Linked DNA regions of Mus musculus: regions 2 and 3 are each linked to region 1. The links are chromatin loops, found by intact Hi-C in ENCODE. Cell type or tissue: heart. All regions are shown on one strand.

Region 1 (5,000 bases):
ATCTATATACTTTTTTTTTATGAATGTATGTGCATGTGTGTACAGGGTACACCTGAAAGTCTGAGGACAAATTCAAGTGTCATCCTTGGAAAGGCTGTCCACTTTTTCTGAGATGAGGTCTCTCCCTGGCCTCCAGCTACTACCAATTAGGCTAGATCGGCTGGCCAGCTAGCACAGCGGGCTCTTCTGTCTCTGCTTTCTCAGCGTTGGTGTTATATGCACACCACTATGCCTAGCAATTTTTACTTGGATTCTGGGGACTGGAACTCAGTTCTTCCAATCGCAAGGCAAGTGTTTTCCTGACTGAACCATCCTCAGGCCAGGTCTTGTTATGTCAGAGCCTAGCATAGCTCTTGCTTGGTATGTAATCATCATTGATTCTCATTTAAGGTTAGTTTGAACAATATGTTGAATGTAGCTTAAATTTATCAAGCCCTGAAACACCACCTTCCATGGCAAGTCTTTAAGACATGCACGTTTATTTAACACCAATGAAGCATCCAATACAAACAGCACACACGACTCACTAGGTACGCCCTGGATTGGAATGAATAAACTTTGGGCAATTTCAGGCCTTCCCCTGCTCAGGGACAATTTGCCTTTCTTTTATTGCTTCTCGGCGTTCTTATGGGGATCCCTTTTCTTTTCTTTTTTTTTTTTTTTAAAGATTTATTTTTATTTATTATATGTAAGTACACTATAGCTGTCTTCAGACACTCCAGAAGAGGGCGTCAGATCTTGTTACAGATGGTTGTGAGCCACCATGTGGTTGCTGGGATTTGAACTCTGGACCTTCGGAAGAGCAGTCGGGTGCTCTTACCCACTGAGCCATCTCACCAGCCCGGGGATCCCTTTTCTTCTTAAAGGAAATGTGAATGTTGCTACTTAGCATTTTGGAACCTTGTGATAGTTTCTAATTGCCTTCAAGAAAAAGTCCAATCCCTTAATACTGCCTGAAAAGCACTTCTGCGAACTCTGCTCAGCTGTGTGATATCATTACACTACTAAAACCCTACCCCCATTCACCTGGAGACCTCCTTCACAAGCTGTTAGCTTCGGCTAGAATGCTCTTTCTCTACACACCTAGCAGCAATAAAAAGCAAGTGCTAGATTGAATTCTTCCCAAACACGGGACATTTTTATGAACCACTTCGCTCATTATGAAGTGGATACTTACTTAATCTCAAATGTACAAAGGAGACACAGAGAAGCAAGCAGGTTCCAAAGGCAGGTCTGAATTCAAGGATGCTGTAAACACTCTCCCCACTCCCCAACAGTTCTCAGTAGGAGTTCAACTCTTTAAATCCCCTCTAACAGCTGATGTTAACACTAGACACTAATTCACATCTTATGCCTCATTAGCCGGAGGATAAATAAGCCCTCTGAATTCAGGTCCGACTGCATCTGGTTAACTTTTGCATCCCCAGCTCCTTGGGAACATGTAATTAACATTAACAAATACCTGTTGGATATTTAAATGAGTGAACACTGCGTCCACGCAGAGATAGCAGCTTAGAATTTCCCTGGGCAGCATCACTAGGCTTACCAGATTGGGATCTATATAGCATGCATCTCAACCTCACCCTTTTGGCAGTGTGAAACTTTATATATTCTTTTGTGACTTCGTCAGGCTGCCACGATTCCTTAAATGCTGCCCACACCCGTCCTTTTCATAACAGGGATTTGTCTTTTGAGAAAATCTTTTAGAGAAGATTTCTAAAACCCTAATATCAATTTTTCACTTCACTGCGGTTCAATTGTCTTCACGCCTCTCCCCTTTAAAAAAAGGTGGTGGTGGGGGGAGCAAATTGGAAATCAATGAGGGGAAAACTTTTTTTTAAAAAGTGAATTTCGAATGCAGAGTAGGAAAACATTCCAGCACATTTGGAATTGGGTCTTCCCGTGCTGCCAAGGTAGCACTGTCCCAGGTGGCACCTTTGAGAGAAAAAAATCCCGAGGGCCATCAAAGCGGAGGAAACAGGTGCTGCTCTAAGCAGGGGTTTGGTGGCATCCAGGGTTCTGGCTCCATCTTTTGACAAAGAGCCCAGAAGCTAAGGCTATCTGGCCAGTAGTCCATCACCTTCGAGGGGGAGGATTTAAAAAAAAAAAACAAAAAAAAAAAAACAAAGGCTAGAGGGGTGGCGGAGCACAGGGAAAGGGAGAGGAAACGTGACAAACGGAAGCAAACTCTCCTCTCCGGGGAGCGAGGTTGGGCTGCGTCCCCTTCCAAGGACCTGAGACGGACTGTCATTTTGTGTTTTCCCCTCCAAGCGGACTACCACCGGGTCTCGTGAGAGCCTCGGCGCCGCCGCCGTGGGGAAGGCCTCCCTCCGAGGGCTCGGGCTGAAGCAACCGCCTCCGGTCAGCTCGCGGACGCCCCGTGGGGGCCACGCCTGCGGTCCCCCACCCCCGGGCCAGGCCTCCTACCCACAAGGCCCCGCGCCACTCGCGCAGGCGCAGAGGCGGCGAGCGTCTCAGGAAGAGGAAAATGGCATAAACAAGTCGGGAGGACCCGGAGCGCGAGCCGACGAGCGAGCGGAGGGCAAGAGTTTAAAAACAAACCGGCGGCTCCCTCCCGCCGTGCCTTTGCCCCACAGCTTCCGGTCGCCGCCGCCTCAGGGTCGTTTCTCCCCGCAGCCCCGGCCGCGCGCCCACCGCGGCGTCCCGCGCGGCCCCTTTAAGGACAGCGGAGAGGGAGAGGGAGAATCCCTGCTCGCCGCCCGCCCGCCCTTCCCCCTCCCCGGGCGGCTCCGGCTCCCTCAGCGGGGCCCAACCCGCCCGCCCGGCTTCCATCCGGCTCCGGCGGCGGCTCCTTCCCGCCCTCGTCTATGGTGGCGGCGGGGGACGCGGCTGCGGCGTGGCCATGAACAGTGGCGGCGGCGGTGGCCTCCCGCCGCCCTCGGCCGCTGCCTCGCCGTCGTCGTCCTCGCTGGCGGCGGCCGTGGCGGTGGCGGTGGCGGCCTCGTCGGGCGTCGGGGGCGTCCCCGGCGGGCCGGCGGCGGCGGCGGGCGTGAAGCTCAAGTACTGCCGCTACTACGCCAAGGACAAGACGTGCTTCTACGGCGAGGAGTGTCAGTTCCTGCACGAGGACCCAGCCGCCGGCGCGGCCCCGGGGCTTGGCCTCCATAGCAACAGCGTCCCGCTGGCGCTAGCGGCCGCGGCCGGGGCCGCCTTTCCTCCGGGAGCGCTCCCGGGCGGGGGAGCGGGGCCGCCCGCGGGGCCCAAGAAGCCGGAGCTGGGCGTCCCGGGGGCGGCGACCGCGGGCGGCGGACTCGATGGCCCGCGGGTGGCGAGTAAGTGAGGCCCGGGCGGGGTGGTGCGGTGCGGGGTTGGTGCGGTCCGGGCGCGGGGAGGAGGCCTGAGCCTGCCCGCTTCCCCTCACCTCCGGGCCGCAGGAGAGGCCTAGGCCCTGCGCAGCCCTCCTTCCTTCTTCCTGTTTCCTCTCTGGGCTCCGCCGCTCGGGGCAAACCCCGGAGCTAGGGGAGGCGGGTTCCCGGGAGCGTGGGTGGACGGACGGTCGTGGTGTAATTGGGGTGGGGTGGGGGGCGCTGGGAGTGGGGTGCGGGGAGCAGGGGGGATGGGCTGCGGAGTGGAAGCAAGGGGGTGTCGCTTCCGGGTTTGTGTGTGTGTGTGTGTGTGTGTGTGTGCGCGCGCGCGCGCGTGTGCGTGGAAAGGGGCTGGGTCTGCGAGCACATGTGTCGGTGCGTGCTCGCGTGGAGCGCGGGCTGCCGAAAGTTGCCGGCTGGGAACTCCTTCTAAAGGATGTCCGGGGCCAGGGGTGGGGGTGCGGGGAGGAGAGGTGTATGAAGATCAGCTTTATTCATTTATTTATTTTTAAGTAAGCACAGGTTTAATAGAGAGCTTAGGTTAGGAATTTCCCAAGACTTGCGCTCAGGCAGGTTTCTGGAAAGCCAGAGTAAGTGAACTGGGCGTCTGCAGGGATCTTGTCTTTCCCATGGCGTTATACCGAGTGAACTTGCTCAGCACTGGGCCTCAAGAGCGTCTCGCACCCCGAAGGCTTTCGTGAGAAGAATTTAGGGCTGTGTACGTTATAGCTGTTAAGTTAAGTGGAGTTTGCTGTTACTGTAAATGCTTTGAACATTAGAATTAGATGCTTGATTTCCTCTAGTTTTAGATCTTGTGATAACTTGATAGTCAAGTTAACTTGAACTTCAGAACAATCTGTCTTTAACACAAACAACCTGATAAAGTGGTTTACTACTTACTGGGATAATTTATTTTTAACAGCCCCCCCCCTTTCTTTTTTTTCTTTTTTTTTTTTTTTTTTTTTTTTTTTTGGTCTCTTGTTTACCGAAGCTTAAATGGTAATAAATTTAGATGCTTTGTAAAGAAGTTAATTTCCTGGTGGGATGTAGCCGTTAATTTTTTAAAAATTACGTGTGTGTGTGTGTGTATGTATGTATGTATGTGTGTGTGTGTGTCATTGTCAGTGTGCTCTCACATAGCATGAATGTAGAAAGGTAAGAGGACAGACAGTTTAGGGGAGTCATTGCCCTCCTACAGCATGGGTCCTAAAGCTGGAACTCAGGTGGTCAGCCTTGGCAGTAGGCACTTTAACTACTAAGGCTTAACAAGCAAGCGTTGTCTTTGCCCCCTTCCTCCTCTTCTGTTTCTTTTTTCAGACAGGGTTTCTCTCTGTGGCCCACACTTGTCTGATCCCCCTGCCTCAGCCTCATGAGCTGGGAGTATAGGTTTGCCATCATGCCCAGTGGAGCTTTTGTTTAAGGTAAATTGTATGAAATGAAGTTGTGCCTCTGGTTCATTTAAGGATAATGTTTGATTGGTAAGGAATGAAAAAAACAGTATCTGTCCTAAGTTGGCTTTTTGTTGCTGCTTTAAAACACCATAACCAAAAGCAGCTTGGGGAGGAGGGAAGGTTTATTATGCATTAGAGTCAGTTATTGAGGGAGCCACACACAAGCTCAAGGTATGAACCTGGAGGCAGCAACTGAAGCAGAGACCAAGGAAGGAGGCTGCAT
Region 2 (5,000 bases), 100 kb after region 1:
GTCCTCCACTGTTCAACTTTGGTTTGTTTCAAAAGAAGTTTTAGTTTACTTTAGGGTAAGACAAGTTTCAGAACAAGAAGGAAGGAAATGATGGGATGAGAAATAAGAGTCCCGGGCCCTGTTCTGTGTTTGGCTTCATGCGACAGTCTGCGGCTGTTGGGGATTTAGAGGCACTCTGACACCCATGTGTTTGCATGCCGTTCCTATCTTAGTTCCCCTTGGCTGTGCCTACCTTAGCAGGCTGCCTTGGTTGATATCTGGTATCCAGTAGGCAATGTGGGAAGGAATCGTGATGTGAGTGAGCACAGAGCACACCTCCAGCAGCAGATTTCTTCCATCTAAGTATGGTCTACTCCTCCTCTTCTCATGGACTGTTATTTCTTAGTGTCTTCTGCTGCTGCGTTATACTTAGGAACTCATTGGCCTAATTTTTATCTTCATCCAAAAGTGACTAATGAGCTAGGTGTGCACTAGGGAGTAGGCTGAAGGCAGGTCAGTGAGTTTGAAGATAGAATAGGCTACTTTGAGCCGGAATGTGACTGAAAATTACTAAATACTAGTGATTTAGATATGTCTTAAGAAAGTTATGCTACATTTTTGGATAGTATTTAAAGCCAGTACTACCAGGAATCTAGAAACTTCTTGTCCAGGCTAAAAAAAAAATAAAACTCGTGTCTTAAGATTATCACTGTATATTTTAGATAGAATTTGACTAAGAAGCTGTGCACAAAACCTTGGGTTCAACCTCTAGCACTAAACTATTGCTTATTACTATAAAACAAGGCTACTTTGAATTTTCTGAGTCACTTTTTTGTGTTTTGCAGATGGGTACTATTTCACTTACTTTATTGTGTAATAGCTTGTAAAATGAGGCTTTTTTAAAAGGGAGATAGATATTACCTTGAATTACAACCAACCAGCTATTTTATAAGCCTGGGGCAACCATTTTATTATAAATAAAATTTTAAAATTATAATAAAGTGCCTTTATTTATAAACTGTCAGCTTTCACCCAGTTGTCACTCTCTTTACTTTTCAGTAAAATGCATTTCTCAGGTTTCTTTTCTCTTTTTATTGTATGGATGTAGAAGATTTTTGTATAGATTATTATAGCAAGGCCTAGAAGAGATTTACAGACAATCCCAAAGGGGAGGTTTGTTTTTTGTTTTGTTTTGTGAGGGCTCAGGAGAGAGGAGCGCATTGTTTCTTGTAGTCTATTTCTCACAGTCTGCTTCAGACACGTGATTAGAGACTGACTTTCAGTAAAGTGGACATAAGTAGAGCCATAGATAAAATCAGAGAAAAAAAACAAGAAACCAAGAATCAGGAAGACACTGAAAATGAGTTGGGGGGAACCTCCTGAATTCAACAAATGGGGGTAAAAACCAGATGGAGGTAAGAAGCAAAAAAAATGGAAAATTATTTAGCTGGAAAATACAGGGGAAAAAAGAGTTCCTTGAGTCATTAATGCCAAAATTTCTTAACTAATGAAGACTATTAATCTTTTATTTAAAAGTAAGTTGTAATGTAAATTCTTTTATGTAGTGTGTATATCTTCTTTCTGAGTTTACGTCCCGAGTCAGCTTTAGATAGGTGCAACACTCAGATACCCACGTAGCCCTCCTGTGGGCCCTTTGTTCTCACATAGGATATGAAATATTTTAGGAGGAAGGCATCAAACCAGGGTAGAGCCAGACTGAGACTTGTTCCGTTTCAAAGCTTGGGAGGCTGTCTGATGTTACAGTCTGCTCACACACTTGATAAATGAGCACCTGTAGTTTACTTTGCTGACTACAATGTATTGAAACCGTGTAGAAATGGGAAATACTACGTATTTCTCAAAGCCAAAAGTTTTGTACTTTCATCAGCACAACTTGGGAGATTTTATTTGTTCTTACGTTGACTGAAGGACTCCTAACTTTCAGTAGCCAGACAGGGATGACATTGGCACCTCCCACCAACCTGCGCCCTCCCACACCAGGCTGCAGTCAGGGTCCCTAAATCTGGTATTAATCCTTGGCTTCTTCCAACAAATTCAACATATTTTGTACATTTACTCAGTTTTCACCTGATCACAGAAACTCATGTGTAAAATGTCAGGGCTGTACTGGTAGTTTTGAATAAAATGTTGAGTTTGAATAGCTAAGTGTTTTAGTAATGGAGTCTAGCATGTAAACTATTTAGGTCAAATGTTAGGGATAGCCATCTGTTGCTGCAGTTCACTGGTGAATCCTTAGAACCCTTGGCTCCCTGCATGCCCATTTCATATTCTATCAAGGCCCCATGCTTCTCAGCCACTCAGAACAGACACACCAACCCCTAGACTTTATCACTTATTTTGAACTTATTTTGAACCACATGGTGGGTCACAACCATCTGTAACAAAAATCTGATGCCCTCTTCTGGAGTAACTGAAGACAGCTACACACACATAACCAAAACTCATGCGAGGAGGAGGCTACTTAGACATCATTTTATTTAATTTGGTTTGTATTTTAGCTCTTTGGATTTTTTTTTTTTTTTTTTTTTTTTTTTTTTTTTTTTTTTTGGTTTCTCGAGACAGGGTTTCTCTGTATAACCCTGGCTGTCCTGGAACCCACTTTGTAGACCAGGCTAGCCTCTTTCTCAGAAATCCACCTGCCTCTGCCTCCCGAGTGCTGGGATTAAAGGCGTGCACCACCACACCCGGCTCTTTGGATGTTTTTAATGTATGGCTAGATTTGAAAACTCCTATAAGAAAAAAAAATGTTCAGTAGATGAACATGGATTCAGTAACTGACTTGGTATCTCAGATCCTAAGTATTTATAGAAATCATCAGTAAAAGTTACTTCAATTGTATTCCATGCTTAAAGCAACCACATTCTTTTAGGCATGTGATGATTGTCATTGTAGAGGAGTATTGCTAGGGACTGTTTTGTTTGCTGGAGTTGTTTTGTTTTTTGTTTGTTTGTTTGTTTGTTTTTGTTTTTTGAGACAGGGTTTCTCTGTATAGCCCTGGCTGTCCTGGAACTCAGAAATCCGCCTGCCGGGGCTGGTGAGATGGCTCAGCGGTTAAGAGCACCGACTGCTCTTCCAAAAGTCCTGAGTTCAAATCCCAGCAACCACATGGTGGCTCACAACCATCTGTAATGAGATCTGATGCCCTCTTCTGGAGTATCTGAAGACAGCTACACACATATAATAAATAAATAAATCTTTAAAAAAAAAAAAAAAGCCTCTGCCTCCAGAGTGCTGGGATTAAAGGCGTGCGCCAGCATGCCCGGCTGTTTGCTGGAGTTGTAAGCAGTGCTCAAATTCTTTTAGAACAGTGGTTTTCAGTCTGGGGGTTGTGACCCCTTTAAAGGTCAAATGACCCTTTCCCAGGGGTCAGATATTAGATTGTTATAATCCATAACAGTAGCAAAACCACAGTTATGAAATAGCAATGAAAACAACTTTATAGGTAGGCGTCACCACCCCATGAGGAGCTGTATTAAAGGGTCACAGCGTTAGGAAGGTCCTGATGACCACTGTTAGAAGGAAAACCTCACGATAATGGACCATTTTTAAAACAAAAAATGGAGGGAAAAAGAATTCAAAGACCTATTATTATCAGTGAGCAAAAATAGCTCACTATTGGAAAACAAAGACACGGGGTGTCATTGATGTCTGCCGTTTTGATGTTCTATGATAACTGTGATCTGAATGCTTACTTGTAGGGGGCTGTCTTGTCTCCACATTCACATGGCTATCTTGAACTCAGGAAATGTGTGTTTAGTCACAGTGATCTTGGCAAAGCAAGCATGTAGTGGCCCTCAGTTCTGTGAAACGGGGAAGAGTATCAGTTGCATTTAAAATTTCAGAATAAAAATACAAATGTTGGAACAAGTGAGAGAGATAGCTCAGCACATTAAGACATCTATCATGTTAGCCTGGAGACCTCTTGAGGTGAATCTCTGTAGCCTGCATGTAAAGGTGGGAAGAGAAAGCTACTTCAGAGTTGTCTTGGTACCTGTCTCAACCCCCTCCTGCACCCATCCCCCACCCCCGAAAACATAAAAGCTTGTAAAAGCAACAGTTCCATAATTGGAATGTAAATTGTTTACAGTAATGTTTCCTAAAAGTATGGTGGTCCTAGAAATGCTTTCATTAGGATGACTTGGATGCCCTCAAATGTTTGGACCTATTAATTAAATGAGACTGTGACAGAGAGGCTCAGTAAAGTCACAGTGATTCTTACAAGTAACCATGCTCCTCGTGTCTCTCTGTCTCTCTCTCTCTCTCTTTTCTCTTTTTCTCTCTCTGTGTCTCTGTCTCTCTCTCATAATGTGCTATTCCTGTTAGGTGATGTGTTCAGTGTGTTTGAAAATATACCTGTAAAGCAGAAATTAAAAGTTATGTTTATTTTCTCATGTCAGCAAGCAGATCTGATATCATTAGGAAAAGTTGTGTTGGCTTTGGCTTGCAACTCTTTGGCAGGAATTCAGCGAGAAAATTTACAGAAAGCCATGGAATTGGTGACAATCAACTACTCCTCTGACCTGAAGAACCTCATCTTGTAAGTCCATGAAGCAGAGTGGTCCTCTGTGATTAAGATAGAGATTTCCATAGGAGCCGTCCCACTGTTTAAAGTTAGCAGACACAAGCAGTTATTGATTTCCTAATTTTTATTGATAACTATGTATTTCTTAGGATGGATATATAAACCAGTTTGTTAGTCACTTGGTCAGAGAGTGCCTTCTAGAGTTGTACTGATAGCCACTTGTTGCTAGCTCTTGGGTTACACTAGTCATACTGAAGAGCTCCACAGCCATGTATGTAGACCCCAGCTAAGGCATGGACAACAAAGAAATGAAAAGAGCCTTTTCATCTTTTGAGCTCCCTCGGCCAGTGTTGCTCTAGATAGTGAGAGATGCTGTAATGCAGCCTCCTTCAAAGTCCAGTTATGTGTATGAATCTCTGCTCCAGGGGTGCAAGTCAACGGAAGACTCCAAGAAGTCTTTGAATATAAGTTTGGGATG
Region 3 (5,000 bases), 430 kb after region 1:
AGCTTTTATAGTACTAGAGTACTATACAACTATATAACTGTTTGAGATAGATGTTACCGTCGCCTCGTTGTAGACGTGAGAAAACAAAGACATGTTAAGTAAATATACCCAAGGAGACATGTTAAGTAAATATACCCAAGGACCCAGCCTGAGTTCAGAGTTGCTCCAAATACTACACTGTATTGCTTTAAGTGTTAAAATAAATGGTCCTGTGTTTGGCCACCACGACTTAAGCCACCATTACTTAAGGCAACGACTTTAAGACTCACTGGGCCAATAGTCAAAGGATAAGAGCTGGCTCATTTGGTAGTAAAGTATGTCTTAGTTAGGGTTTCATTGCTGTGAACAAACACCAAGACCAAGGCAACTCTTAAAAGGACAACATTTGGGCTGGTGAGATGGCTCAGTGGGTAAGAGCACCGGACTGCTCTTCCGAAGGTCCGGAGTTCAAATCCCAGCAACCACATGGTGGCTCACAACCATCCGTAATGAGATCTGACTCCCTCTTCTGGAGTGTCTGAAGACAGCTACAATGTACTTACATATAATAAATAAATCTTAAAAAAAAAAAGGACAACATTTAATTGGGGCTGGCTTACAGGTTCAGAGAGTCAGTCCATTATCATCAAGGCAAGAACACAGCAGCATCCAGACAGGCGTGGTGCAGGAGGAGCTGAGAGTTCTGCATCTTCATCTGAAGGCTGCTAACAGAAGATTGGCTTCCAGGCAGCTAGGGTGAGGGTCTTAAGCCCATGCCCACAGTGACACACCTACTCCAACAAGACCACACCCACTCCAACGAGGCCACACCTCCTAATAGTGCCACTCCCTGGGCCAAGCATATACAAACCATCACCGTATGTAAAGGAGAATTATTAGACCTGCCCATGCAAACAATGAACTGGGTGTGTGTGTGTGTGTGTGTGTGTGTGTGTGCATATTGAGCCCAAATCAGAAAATGCTGGGAACTGAACATAGATCTTTTTTCATTTTTCTAGCCCTTATAACTGCAGCTTAAGAAAAAAAAATCTCAGGGCATCATGGCCCATGCCTGTAATGGTAGATTCAGGAGACAGAGACAGGAGGATTATGAGTACACACTCACGTTCAGACACAGAGTGAGCTGGTGGGCAGTGTGAGCTACTGGAATCCTACTTCAAAAACATAATCATTTAATGTTTGTTGACTGCACATGCTGAGTGATACAGAGTCAGTCCTGAACACTTGCTGAACATTTCTTTTAGTACTGGGCAATGAAATTATAAAAAAAGGAATTTCCTTACGTGTGAGATGCTGGAATTTTCCTGGAGGAACAGATATGTAAATAGATATCTTAAATGCACTTAACAAAGAAAGGGCTCATGGGATCAGGCCAAAGACATGTTGGTATGGTGATGGTCTTTGGTTTTATGTATCTGTGTACATGAGTACAGTTCAAGGCCAGAAGAGGGCATTGGATCGTCTTAAGCTGAGTTACAGATGGCTTTGAGCCTCCTGATGAGAGTGATGTGAAAGGAACCCGGGTTCTCTGAGAGGAGACAGTCTGGGCATATCAGTGAAGTCATTTACATCATTTTAAAAATGATGTACCCTGAATGTGGGAGGCGCCATCCCATAGGCTGGGGTCCTAGGCTGAGTAACAAGACAAAAACAAGAGGACGACATTCATTTCTCTCTGCTTCTGACTGCAGAACCCAAGTGACCAGCCGCCTCATCCTCCGGCCAGCACAGCTAAGACCTGTTTTGTCTTCTTCTCCTTCGTGCTATGCCATACTCTCATAATGTGAGCAACAGGGCTGGAGAGATGGCTCCGCGGTTAAGAGCATCTGTTGCGTCCCTTTCCCAGCACCCAGAGGGTGGTTCCCAACCATCTACCTATAACTCCAGTCCTATAAGACCCTAAGACTCTTTCGTGTTGGCAAACACCGCTAATGTTGCAAAAGAGTGTGAGGGCACCAGGCACACACCTGATGCACACGCAGACAGTCAAACAAAACGTTTTAGAGGAATCCTTTAAAAATTAATTTTAAAAAGCTTAATGAAAAGCCGGGCGTGGTGGTGCACGCCTTTAATCCCAGCACTTGGGAGGCAGAGGCAGGCGGATTTCTGAGTTCGAGGCCAGCCTAGTCTACAGAGTGAGTTCCAGGACAGCCAGGGCTACACAGAGAAACCCTGTCTCGAATAACAAAAAAAAAAAAAAAAGCTTAATGAAAAGACTTAGGGAGATGACTCATGTACAACATGTAGAACCACGTTATTTGTAATTCTAAGAGCCTGACATACGTTAGCTCTGATGACCCTGACTTAAAATTGTCACCACCACCACCCCCATGTCACCGAAAAGGACTTAGTCCCAGGGAACCTCCCAAGTCTTTGCTGTCTTCCAGTCTGGCCACACTGACCATATCGCCGCCTTCTGCCTCCCGCTTTTAAGTTGCTTATTATGAACGAACCGGTGGCCAGACCTGACTTGGGACTCAGGTTGTGATTGCCCCCCAAGTTCGGAAATATCCACACCCCACAACCCTGGAGCCCGCCTCTGCCTGAGGCTCGGTGCCTAAGCTAGCTTGGTCCTTTCCTTAGGTTCTACACATACCCAGCCTCGGACCTTCGATTTATAAAACCGTAAAGGCCTGTTGTCCCACTTTTGACTCAGCAGAAGGACTTTATGTAAATCACCACCGTGCGTCCTTGGATGGCCCGTGGGAAGTCTGTGCATTTGCACACGCCCATCTAACACCGTCCCGCGAGGCCAGGGCCAGTGCACACCCGAGCTGCGCCCTTGGCCCTCGCTCACCGGGGGACAGCGAGCGTGGGAGCCCCGGCCCAACGCTACTCCCTGCTCCTCCCACGCCCCCTTTCCTTCCTGGCCGGAAGGACGCACTTCCGGCGGATGGGGCGGAGGGGTGGGCGTCTCGGCCCCGGAAACGGAAGTGAGCGGTTTGGCCGGCGGACTCGAGCAGGTTTATAGATCTCACAGAGCTGTTTCAAAGATGGTGAGTGAGCGCGGAGGGCCGCCGTCGCGGCGGGTACTCGTGGTGCGGGCACGATCGCGACTGCCCGGTCCCGGCGGGTGTCTGACGTGGGCGGGACCCGGGCTGCACTCTCTCGGGTGGTCCTGGCTCCGATCGGACGGCGCGGGTCAGTTCCCCGGGCCTCCCAGGCCACAGCGCCCCTTCCCAGCAGTGGAGGCGGATGCACTCCATGCACTGGGCACCTCCGAAAGCCAAGCCTTGTGTGCGTGTTGGGACACGCCACGTGCCTTCTCCCTTAGGGTGACTGCACCCCTACACCCGCCAAGGCGCACGACCGCCCGTTGCATTCGTACAGCTCAGCCTCGGTTTACAAACATCTCTCTGTGTGCCATGTGTCGCTCCCGTTTTGTTCGTATAGTTAGTGCTTGAACTCCCTCGCATCCCCCTCTGGCCTCTCCTCCCCTTCTGGCCTCTCCTCCTGCCCCACTTTCTGTTTCTCTTTGAGCATAGTCCTGAGTCACTATGGCACTCCTCCGCACGCCATCTGCCCACGTCCAGAAAGCTTGGATTGGCAGAGACCGCTAACCAGTGTAAAGGAATGTGAGAAACGCTGAAATATGAATGGTTTTTAGGTCTTCATAGACTTAACTTGTATCTGACACTGAACTAGAACCTTAAGGAGTCCTCATATTTTACAAAAGGACACCGGGACGATAGTAACAGCAATACTAGAGTTCAGAATTTCCCCTTTGTGTGTAGCGAAACTTCTCCTTTGGTGCTTTTCAGTACATCTGTCCCCAGGAGAACACTGTACTGTAGTGGTGTCAGTCAGCATTGGGACAGCTATAATCATAGACAGGGCCAGTCCTGGAAGTCTGTGCTTGACTGGCAGTCACGGAGTAGGTGACTGTCCAGGATAGATTACCTGTTGTCTTCCTGATCCCCGTGGTTTCCTGTGTGAAGAGTGGGGACACCAACAGTACCAGGCCCTTGAATTATAGAGTTGGAGCCCCGAACTCTATTTCTCAGATGTTAATGAGGTCTAGAAGGAGATTGTTAGCGATTTTGTTGGTGAGGTGGTGTGTTTTGGGGAAACCTTGTGCAGAATTGGGGAGACTGGTGAGGCTCAAGCAAGACCCAGTTGGGGCTGCTGACATTCCCCCCCATGCGAGCTGCCAGGTCAAATACACAGGTGAAGTAAGTCTATCAACTAGCTGCTTTCTCAGAATTGTTTGGTCTAGACTAGTAACAGAGACCAGGTCACCTGTATCTAAGCAGTTTGTGCTGTCAGATGTCGGGTGACAGTGACAGTTCCAAAGGAGCTGTTTTTAGCCTTTTGCACTGTTTCAACTAGCTGCATTTATTTTTAATCATAGAAGACAGCTCCTCCCCCTTTCTGTCAGATCCTATGACCTCATGTCTAGGTGTCATGCCGTAATTCCACCTCTGGTATTATATTTGACCTGCCTGTTCCCTGGGGTTCTGTCCTCAGCCTTTTCATTGGGTTAAAACACTACAGCCAATGGGAAGGTTCTTTCCAGTGAAGCAGATCTGGCTGATCATACCAAGATTAGGGTAAAGCTCAAGTTTTTTGGTACATACGACTGTCCACCTTTGAATTTTACCCCTTCAATCATGTCAGTCATCTCAAACTGGCCGTAGTTTGTCTTCATTCCTTTTCTTTTTCTTCATACGATGCTCTCCCTGCTGCCACATTTAGAAGTCAGAGCAGGAGTCTTTCTACCTTCGGATGCGGTGCTCAATGTACCCCGTGCGCTGGCTACCGCAGCACTTAAGGCTCTCTCTGTAGATCCTGGGTTCCTTAAGGGCACGGTTCTTAGCGCCTCTGTCCTCTAACCAGCGCATTGACTTTGTGTTGTAGAACGCCAGAGGTCTTGGGTCGGAGCTGAAGGACAGTATTCCAGTCGCGGAGCTCTCAGCCAGCGGGCCTTTCGAGAGTCACGATCTTCTCCGGAAAGGGTATGTCGGGGAGCTGGGGCTGTGTCTCGCTCGTTCTCACGAAGC

The links. Peaks named below come from ENCODE experiments on the same cell type or tissue, not always from the same donor. Only the 100,000 strongest peaks of a DNase experiment are listed, where the experiment ranks them.
Region 2: a loop joins it to region 1, with 2.0 times the contacts of the local background. A loop is called at or near these places in 14 of 42 quality-filtered maps.
Region 3: a loop joins it to region 1, with 3 times the contacts of the local background. A loop is called at or near these places in 15 of 42 quality-filtered maps.

What each region holds. Positions count from the first base shown.
Region 1 is chr5:147,427,717-147,432,716 of GRCm38, forward strand. Pan3 (PAN3 poly(A) specific ribonuclease subunit) reads left to right here and starts at 2,440. Exons shown (of 19, transcript NM_028291.5): 1 at 2,440-3,293. The coding sequence starts at 2,864. In heart, no CTCF peak of the experiment used is centred here; DNase peaks (open chromatin) are centred at 2,435, 3,155 and 3,565; H3K4me3 peaks cover 3,279 bases; H3K27ac peaks cover 2,460 bases.
Region 2 is chr5:147,532,004-147,537,003 of GRCm38, forward strand. It overlaps Pan3 (PAN3 poly(A) specific ribonuclease subunit), which reads left to right. Exons shown (of 19, transcript NM_028291.5): 14 at 4,398-4,537. Among named protein-coding and RNA genes, the nearest start is that of Pan3, 100 kb to the left of the region's middle. In heart, a CTCF peak has its summit at 2,406 (motif pointing left); no DNase peak of the experiment used is centred here.
Region 3 is chr5:147,857,696-147,862,695 of GRCm38, forward strand. Pomp (proteasome maturation protein) reads left to right here and starts at 2,933. Exons shown (of 6, transcript NM_025624.3): 1 at 2,933-2,996; 2 at 4,858-4,955. The coding sequence starts at 2,994. In heart, a CTCF peak has its summit at 3,343; a DNase peak (open chromatin) is centred at 2,896; H3K4me3 peaks cover 2,569 bases; H3K27ac peaks cover 1,835 bases.